2 separate regions of the Homo sapiens genome follow, and region 2 is linked to region 1. The links are chromatin loops, found by intact Hi-C in ENCODE. Cell type or tissue: PC-9. All regions are shown on one strand. Links, peaks and the distances in the headings refer to the core of each region. The heading gives the core; the rest is flanking DNA.

The links. A loop is a pair of places that touch in the nucleus more often than their neighbours do. Peaks named below come from ENCODE experiments on the same cell type or tissue, not always from the same donor. Only the 100,000 strongest peaks of a DNase experiment are listed, where the experiment ranks them.
Region 2: it touches region 1 in a loop (4-fold over the local background); 12 of 110 quality-filtered maps call a loop at or near these places.

Annotation. Positions count from the first base shown.
Region 1 is chr1:41,670,280-41,675,653 of GRCh38, forward strand. All of the region lies in intron 2 of HIVEP3 (HIVEP zinc finger 3), which reads right to left. Among named protein-coding and RNA genes, the nearest start is that of EDN2, 190 kb to the left of the region's middle. RefSeq lists enhancers at 546-1,136, 2,319-2,908. In PC-9, for the core only: no CTCF peak of the experiment used is centred there; DNase peaks (open chromatin) are centred at 472 and 2,172; H3K27ac peaks cover 2,883 bases.
Region 2 is chr1:41,770,686-41,776,059 of GRCh38, forward strand. The region is part of intron 1 of HIVEP3 (HIVEP zinc finger 3); the gene reads right to left. Among named protein-coding and RNA genes, the nearest start is that of HIVEP3, 150 kb to the right of the region's middle. In PC-9, for the core only: CTCF peaks have their summits at 2,226 and 2,433; a DNase peak (open chromatin) is centred at 2,586.

The sequences.
Region 1 (5,374 bases), core at 125-5,124:
ATGAGCAAACAGAGGCCCAGAGAGGACCTAGAAGCAGTTCCAGCAGAAGGACCCTATCTCCAGGGCATTGGCTTTCTCTGGAGCAGCCATGGCCCATGTTTAGCAAAAACAGGATGCTGCCCTGAGCCCAGGTGCCTCCATCCCCCCTGAATTCATGCACTCTGTAACACATGTTCAGCCACTATTGGCTGGGCCCTGTTCTAGGGACTTAGAGTGCATCAGTGAACAAAATGAACAAAAATCTCTGCCCCATGGAACTTATGTTCTAGGGGAAAGAGACAGACAGTAAACAAGAAACAGAATAAGTAAGTAAACTATAGAGCATATTAGCAGGAGGTATGGACTATGGCAACAAGGCAGAACAGAGTAAGGGAACCAGGAATGCAGGGGTGGGAGATGAGTCACAAGTTTAAATAGGGTGGTTAGAGTCAGCCTCATTGAGAAGGTGGCATTTGAGCAGCAACTTGAAGCAGGGGAAGAATTAAGCCACGCAGTTACTAGGAAAGGCCTTTATAGGCAAAGGGGCAACCAGTGCAAAGGCCCTGCGTCGGGCATATTACACAGGGCCTGGCAGGCCACCGTGAGAGCTGTGGCTTTCAGAGAGATAAAAGAAGGCCCACACAGAGGCCTCCAACAGATTCTACCCTTCCTGGAGTGTGGGGCCTGCTCAGGCAGATAATAGGAGAGCCAGAGGATGCCTGAATGGAGGTGGGAACGGTAGACAAAGAAGAGGTGGGAAGAAATTTTCCCTGATTATCATCCCTTTCTGCTTCAACCAGACACCCCCAAGCAAAGGCAGCTCCTGCGGGTGGGGGACAGGCCCCTCCCCACCCTGCCTCTCCTAAGCCTCCCTCTCAGGGGACTTGTGAGGAGTTAATGAAGTTGAGCCCAGGAAAGCACCACAGGTAGACTGTAGAACGCTGGGCCCCCAGCTGGCTATCACCATCACTGCCCAGCCTCGACAGGGAGGCAGGGGCTTCGCCTTTCCTCTGCTACACACTGGCAGATGCAAGAAGCAGATCCGCTCCGAAGCCTAGATGAAGTCGCAGTTAGCAGCCTAATTTTAGACTGAGCATCTGCTCTTCCGTCCCAGAGATGCAGCTCTGTCTGGGATTTGCTCCTTCTGGAATTGCCGGAGAAACGAATCCTGCTCTCGGGGGCAGGCACTGGTGGTGTCCAGATCAGAGCTGACCAATAGGCCCTGCCATGGGGAAGGCCTCAGGAGCTGTGCCACCCTGGCCATCCTGTGTCCTCCTAGCTGAGCTCCCATCTCACACTGACATCTACAGAGTCCTATAGCTTCCATCTTGGAGTCCCACTCTGCCTTCTCAGAAAGCCACAGGTCAAATGAGGCTCCGCCTCACGCAGAACAGGGGACCTCCTGGACAGGAGTGGCTTTTATCCATCCCCACACCCACAGCTCCCAGCGCAGACCCCGAAGAATTCATCCCAGGTGAGTACGGCCCAGTCAGACTAAGACTAGGAGAGCACAAAGGAAGGACCAGTTGTTTGCAAATCTTCCCAGGAAAGCTTGTCAGAGGAGATGAGTTTTGAGTTGGATTTTGAAGAGTGGGTAGGTATTTATCAGTGGAAAAGCCAGGAAAAGCTATGGAGGCAGGGGAAACAGCTGAAAAGAATATGAAAGTTGGAGAATGGCCTGAAGGGAGGGAGAAGAAAGTGGGGAGACCCTGGTGGGGATTGGGCAGGGGCTGGGTGCAGTTGAGTTGGGCCACAACTCCAGGCTAAGCAGTTGGGGTTGTATCTGCAGGTGGGAGAGTCTATGGGGGCCCTTAGCGCATGAGTGTGCTCTGACAGATGGCTGTGGAAGACTTCCAGGTGGGAAGCCCATGCCCCTCTCACCTGGGAGAGCCACTTTCCCTGTTGACTTCCTCCATGGTTTGCCAGGTCCTTTGGGGCCCTCCCCACCTCCCTGGCACATGTGGGGCAGGCCCCATGTGCAGAGTACACTGTGGATACTCACTCCCCTCCCAGACCCCCACCTGAGCTCTGCCCACACATCTCCTGGCATCAGGCCCATCACCTCCCACCCTTCTGACCGCTGCAGCCACTGCTTGGTCCTTGTCTGAATCCCCAGTTCCCATGGGCAGTGTTCTTTTGCTTCTCCGGCCTCAGCTTCTCTGCCCTGGGGCTGTTATCTCAAGATTCCTCAAGAATGACTCTGCAGTCCCACGTGCCTCTCCCTACCTTTCTGTTTGTGGGCGGCAAGCCCTGTTCTCTGAGCTAAGGACTTTCTACACATCACCTTGCTTTATCCCCCAACAATCCTGGAAGATGTTTATTATTTATCCCTTTTTACAGGTGAAGAAAAGGGTTTGATGAGCTTAATTTGTGATTGATCACACAGCCAGGAAGTGGTAGAGTGGAGGCCGTCTGCCTCTCAGTCCTCTCCCACCAGGTTCCCCCAGCCTTGAGGGCAGGGCTTGAGCAGTGATGCCCAGGCCAGAGGCAGTCAAGACATCTGGCCAGTTCAGGTGGGGAGTGAGGAGAGTGAAAGAGGAGGAAGACTCAGCCAGGGACCATGCCTGGATTCCCTTGAGAAAGAATGAGTTAAACACTTACGTAAAGAGATTTGCAAATAGATTCTACAAAACAACATTTGGATGATTTAAGTGTTAAGGAATCAGAACCATATGGATTAAATGTCCCTGACGTTACGTATGGTTTTAAAAATTAGAAGGAAATGTACCGGGAATATACACATGTATAAAATATGTAAAGCCAGGCCACATTTTTAGCTTTGTGGACATGGAGTTATTTGAAAAATACGGCACAGCTTCTCCCAGGCTGGCGGTCCCCCTGCCCCCTCCCCAGGCCTTGTCTTCTCCCCCACCAAATGGGGCTCAGCTCCCTCCCTAGGGGCCCAGCCTGAGAAAGAGACTTCCTGGAACAGCCGGCTAGCTGCTCTAACCACAGGACAGTTGGAGCCAAACAGCTGGGTCAGGAACGACTGGGGTCTCCCAGAGGCCAGATGGGTGGTCTCAGGTGCAAAGAGGCAGTGAGAGAATGCAAGTTTCCCAGGAGGACCTTTAAGTACTTTATAGAGAAGATGTTGAGTAGCTCAGGAGAGGCAGACAGCATTTTCAGTTCATTATTGCTTTTGAACCTCACTCAGTTTCCCCAGCAGCCACAGGAGGAAAAGGTTATTACCCCCATTTCATAGGAGGGGAGGCTGAGGCTGAGGAGGGCTGGCTGCTCGGCTTAGCTTACAGGCAGTGCACCAGACCACGACCTGGATTTCCTGGTTACACACCCAGAGCTTCTCCTCACTGTATCTCACTGCTTGAAACAAACCAAAACCGCGAGCCTGAGTCCAATTTCTTGAACTCTAAGCATTTTTTTTCTTTCAAGATTGTGTTAGCTTCTCAAGCTTGAAGGTTTATCTGGCAGGGTATTTTTGAGGACTCCCTAAGTATGAATAAATCAAGTTTGGTTGTGAGTCTAAATTGCACATGCTGTTGAGCTAGGGAAGAAGGGATAAAATGTTCAGTTTGGGAAAAACCAAACCATCAGAAATTTCCTGGCCAAGTCCTGGTGGTGAAGAGAGAGGATGAGAACAAAAAGCCAGTTCGTTAAAAGCATCACGTTAGGTGCCAGGAGTGTGGGACCTCCCTGAACCCCCACCCCAGCCCGTGCAGAAGGTGGGGTTGTCTTTCTTCTGCAGAAAAGGAAACAGGCACAGAGAGCTTTGATGATGCACAGCTGCGTTTCTAACCCCTGCCTCTCTGACACCAGGGCGGGGCATTTCCCTAAACCCAGCTGGCTGGGGCCGACCTCCCCAGAGGGGCTTGTCAGATGAAGCCAGAAGCAGGTTTGTCAGGAGAATTGAATGTCACCCAGACATAATCCCCGTGTCGGGAAAGCTGGCCCTGAGTCTGTCTCATGCCCCGCCAGGTCTCCAATGCCCAGTCCAGTGCCTGATGTTTGTTAAATGATCATTAAACAAATCAATGGGTGAAGAGGAAGGAGGCATCAAGGAACCACTACATCCTCCCCTTCTCTTTCTTCCATTCCCCACCCATGCCACTGTTTTGTGGACACAAGGGATGGCCTTCCCACGAATGTATTCATTCTGGCGATGCTTCATCCTGTTCAGTGGCATTCATGCTTACAGCCTGTCCAGAGCTCTCAGGGTGCTGACTGGAACCTGGAGTATTTCAAGGACGTGGGATTCTCAGGGCAGGAACCAGGGGAAAAGGAGAAAGGGCAGAGGAATGAGGACAGAGAAGGTGAGAGACTCCCAGCTCTGGAACTTCCTCCCTGCCCCGTACCCAGGACCCCTCCGTAGAGTTTGCAGTAGATCTGCCCGTCGATGGGTTTCCTATAATGGCCTATTCACAGGTGTCCTTTGTCCAGGGTTATCCCAGCCCCACCCGGCTGCCGGCCACCAGGATGGAATCCTCACGCTGAGATCACATCCAGCCGCCTTTCCACACAAGCACCTCTGAGGAGTCCCTTTGTCTGCAGCCTTTCCCATGGTCAATTACGTTGGGAAAACACTGCCTATTCCACAGTCACCTTGGAGCTCCCCAGTGTACACAGCAATGCACAAAGCCCTGAGAGGGGCGGGTAAAGAAAACAGCTCATCTTTAGTCCACACTTATTGGAACAGAACAGGGACTCCCCTTTTCCCCCACACAGGTCCCATCCTCTGCACCCCATTTTCACAGCCATGGAATTCTTAAAATGCTGGCACAGGCAGCCTAGAAAGCCCCTCAGAGGCCTTCTGCTGGCTTCTCATTTATAGAACCATCCTCCCATGGGTGTCCCTGTCCCCCCACAGGTACCCCAAATGTCCTTGACTCCAGGCTTTAATCCGTACCCCTGTGTGCCCCATGCCTGTCCTGCTTAAATCCTCTCAATGGCTTCCTTCTGCTATTAAGACAAAGGCCAAATTCTTCCACATGGTGTCCAAGGCCTGCTTCAGTGACCCCACCTGCCCCTCCTGCCACATCTCCCCCTCGATCCACCTGGGGCGTAGGGTCTTCTTTCGGTGCCCCCTGCCTCAGGGCCTTTGTACATGCTGTGTCTGTGCCTGGGACACTCTGCTCGTACATCCCTTCCACATCCAGCGGACTCCTCTTCAACCTTTCCATTTCCCCTTGCATGTCACCTCCTCAGGGAAGCCCTCCCCTGCCCCCAACTAAACCAGGCCCTGTGCACATTCCCCAGCACCAGGCATCTCCTCTCCAGAGCCTCTCAAGTAGCAGCATTTGTAACTTTTATTTATGTGTGCAGTCTTGTCAGATGAGAGTGACATGTATGTTTTGCTCACCATGGAATCTCCAGAAACTGTCAGAGTAGCTGTGACCCACATGGATTGTTTCTCAATGCTGAGCCCTGGGATCAGAGAACT
Region 2 (5,374 bases), core at 314-5,313, 100 kb after region 1:
ATGCCCGATCAGTATGTTCCAAAAGTGTCAAGGTCATGAAAAGACAAGAAAAGACTAACTGTCACAGAATGCAGGACACTAAGGAGGTATGACCCCCACCCCCAAATGCAATGTGCAATCCTGGATTGGATCCTGTTCCGGGATGCTGTTGTGCTAATGTTAATTTCTTAGTTCTGACACACCTACCACAGTAGCTTTGTAAGATGGCTACATTAGGGGAGACAGGGTGAAAGGTACACCAGAACTCTCTAGAGCATGCATTGTCAACGGGGCATTTCTCCCCCAAGGGGAGAAAATTGTCTGTTGGGTAGAAAAAAAAAATCACAATGGTTTGTGGCCCTCTAAAGGGCCACAGTACATAAATAGATATCCAGCATATCTGTGGGACTAAAATTTTATGGGAGAAAAATCATAGAAATAAACACCTAAACAGACTCCTGGGGTGGGAGTGGAGCAATGATGAAAATAAAATTGGTTGAGAAATCCTGCTCTAGAGGTACCATCTTTGCACCTCCCTTATAAATAGAAGATTATTTCAAAAAATAATTTCAATTGCTGTTTCTAAAAGTTGGTCTGTGAAGACCTTACCTCCCCACCTCCCCCCACCCCCAAAAAATTAATTTACTAAAAAATAATCCTCTGGTCACTTGTACCTGTAAAACAGTTTCAATTTAGTAATTAATAAGGCTGACCTGGAGTAATAATAATAGGAGAAAAGAAGTTAAACTTTAGCCAAATTAAAGCTTCTCTCCTCCGGAGCTCAGGCCTGCCTCAAGCTGGCCCCTGCAATGGGAAAGCAGTTTAGGTTGACCTCTTCTCTCCTCTCCTCCCTGCCCCGCGTGTCTACCCCTCCTTGCTGGGCTGCCGCTGGCTGCTTTGTGGTTTTGGCAGGAGGGGCTGGAAGGGGTAAGGAAGCAGGAGGAGTTGGATTTGACTGTTGCTCTCAGGAACTGACAGTACTCTCGGGGCTTGGCAGGTTTTTTTGTTTTGTTTTGTTTTTTGAGATGGAGTCTCACTCTGTCGCCCAGGCTGGAGTGCAGTGGTGTAATCTTGGCTCACTGCAACCTCTGCCTCCCAGGTTCAAGCGATTCTCCTCAGTCTCCCAAGTAGCTGGAACTACAAGCACATGCCACCATGCCCGGCTAATTTTTTTGTATTTTTAGTAGAGATGGGGTTTCACCGTGTTAGCCAGGCTGGTCTCAAATTCCTGATCTCGTGATCCGCCCGCCTTGGCCTCCAAAAGTGCTGGGATTACAGGCGTGAGCCACCGCACCCAGTCCCTGGCAGGTTCTTAAGCTGACTCTCCCTCTCTTGGGTCCAGTTTGGGTTTTTCAGAGACTCCCACTTGCCACGAGCGGCCTCTACCTGCAGCTGCTGCCGCGAGTGATGCCACCTCAAGTAGGCCATGCTTGACCTCCTGGTTCTAGTGGTCACTCTTACCAGAAGCCACTAAAAAGGCACCCAGGGTTGTGCATTCACTCTTTGCACCAGGATTCCTCTATACACCAGGAAATCTACACTTGGGCATGAACAGGGCCACATTCAGTCCCATTTGCCGTCAACACCTTCCATCTTCTAATCATGTGGAATCCTGCTGAGAGGAGAACGAGAGCTGGGATGAACTAATCTCTTCATGGCTTTTTGGGGACATGAGATGTGCCCTCCTTCCTGGTGCATGACAGGCACATTTCCACACAGGTTAAGCCAGCTGCAGGTGGGTTTTCTGGCACTTGCAGCCAAATGCATCAGAGCTCTCAAAGCTAATACTATGATGCACGGGAGAGGTGGCAGGGAAAGGAACAAAGAACAACAGAAGAGGGAAGGAGGTGGCAGCCATCAGAAGCTAACAGTGAAGAAAAAGGTGGAAGAAGCCATCGGCATGGTTTCAGCAGACCCGATGTGGAGATCAGTGACAACAGAGAACAAACAAAGAATAAAATAGGGCCAGGCACGGTGGCTCATGCCTGTAATCCCAGCACTTTGGGAGGCCGAGGTAGGTGGATCACTTGAGGTCAGGCGTTCAAGACCAGCCTGGCCAACATGGCAAAACCCCATCTCTACTAAAAATACAAAAATTACCCGGGTGTGGTGGCAGGTGCCTATAATCCCAGCTACTCAGGAGGCTGAGGTAGGAGAATCGCTTGAACCTGGGACAGGTTGCAGTGAGCCGAGATAGTGCCACTGCACTCCAACCGGGGTGACAGAGTGAGACTCTGTATCAAAAAAATAAATAAATAAATAAAATAGGACCCATTTGTGTACTTACTGTCTACCAGGCACTGTTCTGAACACTGTATGTGCACTGCATATGCCCCACAGATTGACCCATTTTATGGAGTTTACAGGAAACAGGTTCATGGAATCAGTAAGTGGCAGGGCTAGGACCCAAACAATATGATCAAGTTCAGATGTAGATTCAGGAAACACCTACTGGTCAGCCAGATGCTGTGCTGGGTGCTTCCCTCACAAGGCCCCATTTCATCTAAATGCCAGCTTTGGAAGGTGTGGACTATTTACTGCATTCCACAGGTAGAGAAACTGGAGCACACAAGAGTGAAGTCACTTGCCAAGTGACTGGTGGAACTAAGCCCAGAACTCAGGTCTTGTGATTCGCAGTTCAATATTCTCTCTGCTGGGCAAGGCTGCCTTTCCTCATCTGCAGGAATGTGAATAAAAACATCACACAGGGATGGCGTTCAGTAGGGATGTGCTGAAATGACTGTACTGGTTGTGAAAGTGCTGAAATGCCTCTGTACCACTTGGTAATCAGCCACCGCTCTGAGCATCCTCAAACGCTGCCCTGGCTCCTTCTTCCCAGACACCCTCCCGGAATCCAGTATCTAAAGAATTTTAACTGAGGCCTCCAAGATGCTGTTTTGGTGCTCTGGCACACATCCACTTCAGCCAATTGGTAAATGCTTGGAATGTCATCTCTAACAACCATCTATTCCTCTGGTGCTTCATTCCTTCCTAAGCACTCTTGTACTGTTACCTCCTCTGATGTGCACAGATGAGAAAGCTGAGGCCCAGAGAAAGTAAAAACTGCCCGAGGTTGCCTGGTGATGCTGAGTTGAGCTAGGCTTAAGCCAAAGTCATCTGACTTCTGGTTAAGGGCTGTCTCCATTCTCCAGCTTTTAGTCAGTTAAATAGAAAATTTTATACTAGGTAGAGTTAAGAATTCTAAAATAGATAAAATTAGAACATGTCACAGATGAAGGACAAGTCTTTGTGAATGAGATTTGTCAATTAAAGACAAAATCAATGCTACTGGCAAAGATTCAGTAGGCCTGAGTTAAATGTAACACTCTTGCCCATTGTCATGTGACCTGCCTGAGCATCCTAGGAGCAGATGCTTCTGGCTTTGGACTTGACCATATGACACTTTCCAATGAGATGAGAGGGGATGTGCTGTGTGCTGGGTCTGAGGCAAAGCTGTTTCTAGTGATTGTGAGGTTCAGGACAGTCACTCCTGCACCTGCCTCTGCAACAAGAGAACAGCGTGTCTCGGGTTTGGCTGCACCTTCTGCCAAGGTCCCTGAATAGGAAGGCATACGGGGCCTTCAGAGCCCAGAGATGCCACCATCCTCACATCATGTGAGTAAGAAAATACATGTTTATTTTCATAAGTTATTAACATAGTGGGTTGTTTTTTCTATAGCACAAGCTGACTGATGCACTGGGAAGAAAGAATGCTTTGAAAATTTGAAGAATAAAAATGATTTGAGTTTAAAGTGTTAAAGGACTCTAGCTTCTAATTAAACATCATTTTGTGAGAAAGAATTCAGGCACATAATGGGCAAGTACTTAGAAGATATTTCGATTTTCCAGAAATACTTTTACATACACATATTTCAGAAAGGCTTGTAATCAATAAATCCTGGGCCATACATATTATGGAACTCCTAGGGCTATCTGTGCAGATTACTCAGAAATAGAAAATAAATCACATCTTTCCCAATAAAAGGAGTTGCTCAATTCACAGGATGATTAAATAATACATTTTAGAGTAAGATGAGATCTTAGGATCACTGCTTCTAATTAAAGTCATGTGTGAATTTTCACTTAAGTTTTCACAAGCATCTTTTATTTTATTTATTTATTTATTTATTTATTTATTTATTTATTTTTTGAGACTGGGCCTCACTCTGTCACTAGGCTGGAGTGCAGTGGCATGACCTTGGCTCACTGCAGCCTCGATCTCCTGGACTCAAGTGATCCTCCCACCTCAGCTTCCTAAGTAGCTGGGACTACAGGCATGTGCCACCACAACTGGCTAATTTTTTCTTTTTGTATTTTTTGTTGAGATGGGGTTTCACGATGTTGCCCAGGCTGGTCTTGAAATCCTGGGCTCAAGCAATCCTCCCTCCTCGGTCTCCCAAAGTGCTGGAATTACAGGCGTGACCCACCGCACCCAGCCACAAGTATCCTTATTTACTATTTTTGGTAAACTGAATAGCCACATCACATTCTGTTTTCTGGTGTTGAAACATGAATATTTTGAAACAAACTCCCTCCCTCCCTCCATCCATTCGTCCATCATATTCTGGATACAAGACAAACATCAAAAGTCTCTCCTCTTAGTCTTTGTGGAAGAAGACATTTCTGCGGAGCATATAAATTTGAATGGCAATATACTCCCTTAAGAGGGACTTCAGACACTATGCTGTTCTTTCTAGCAGAGCTGTTGGCTTCAGAATCTAAACAAAACTCCTGAGTTGCCAAAAACAGCCTTGCATTCTTCTTTCAGATCACCTCAAGGCTCTAAGAGGATGGAAGGAGTGTTTTTTGTTTGTTTGTTTGTGTTTTTGTTTTTTTGTTTTTTTGAGATGGAGTCTTACTCTGTCGCCCAGGCTGGAGTGCAGTGGCGCGATCTCGGCTCACTGCAACCTCCACCTCCTGGGTTCAAACGATTCTCCTGCCTCAGCCTCCCAAGTAGCTGGGACTACAGGTGCTCACCACCATGCCTGGCTAATTTTTTATTTTTAGTAGAGATGGGGTTTCACCATGTTGGCCAGGCTGGTCTTAAACTCCTGATCCTCATGTGGTCCACCTCCCAAAGTGCAGGGATTACAGGCATGAGCCACCGCACCCAGCCAGAAGGAGTGGTTTTGATACCTGAGCTTCCAACATGGAGAGTCCATGATTTCATGGATTCACTGTATGGCAAAATAAGCTCCTGACATCACACCCACAAAAAGGCCAGCATCCTACTCTGCAGACAACCCAACAGCCCAGCATTCTGCCTAGTCAGTTATGTGCAGTTACATGTGGACACAGTTATGTGCCTCCACATCCATTTTTATGTGTCCACTGTCAGTGAAGAATAGATCACAGAAGATCCACTGCAAGGGGAAATCTATAAAGATTTGGGTTT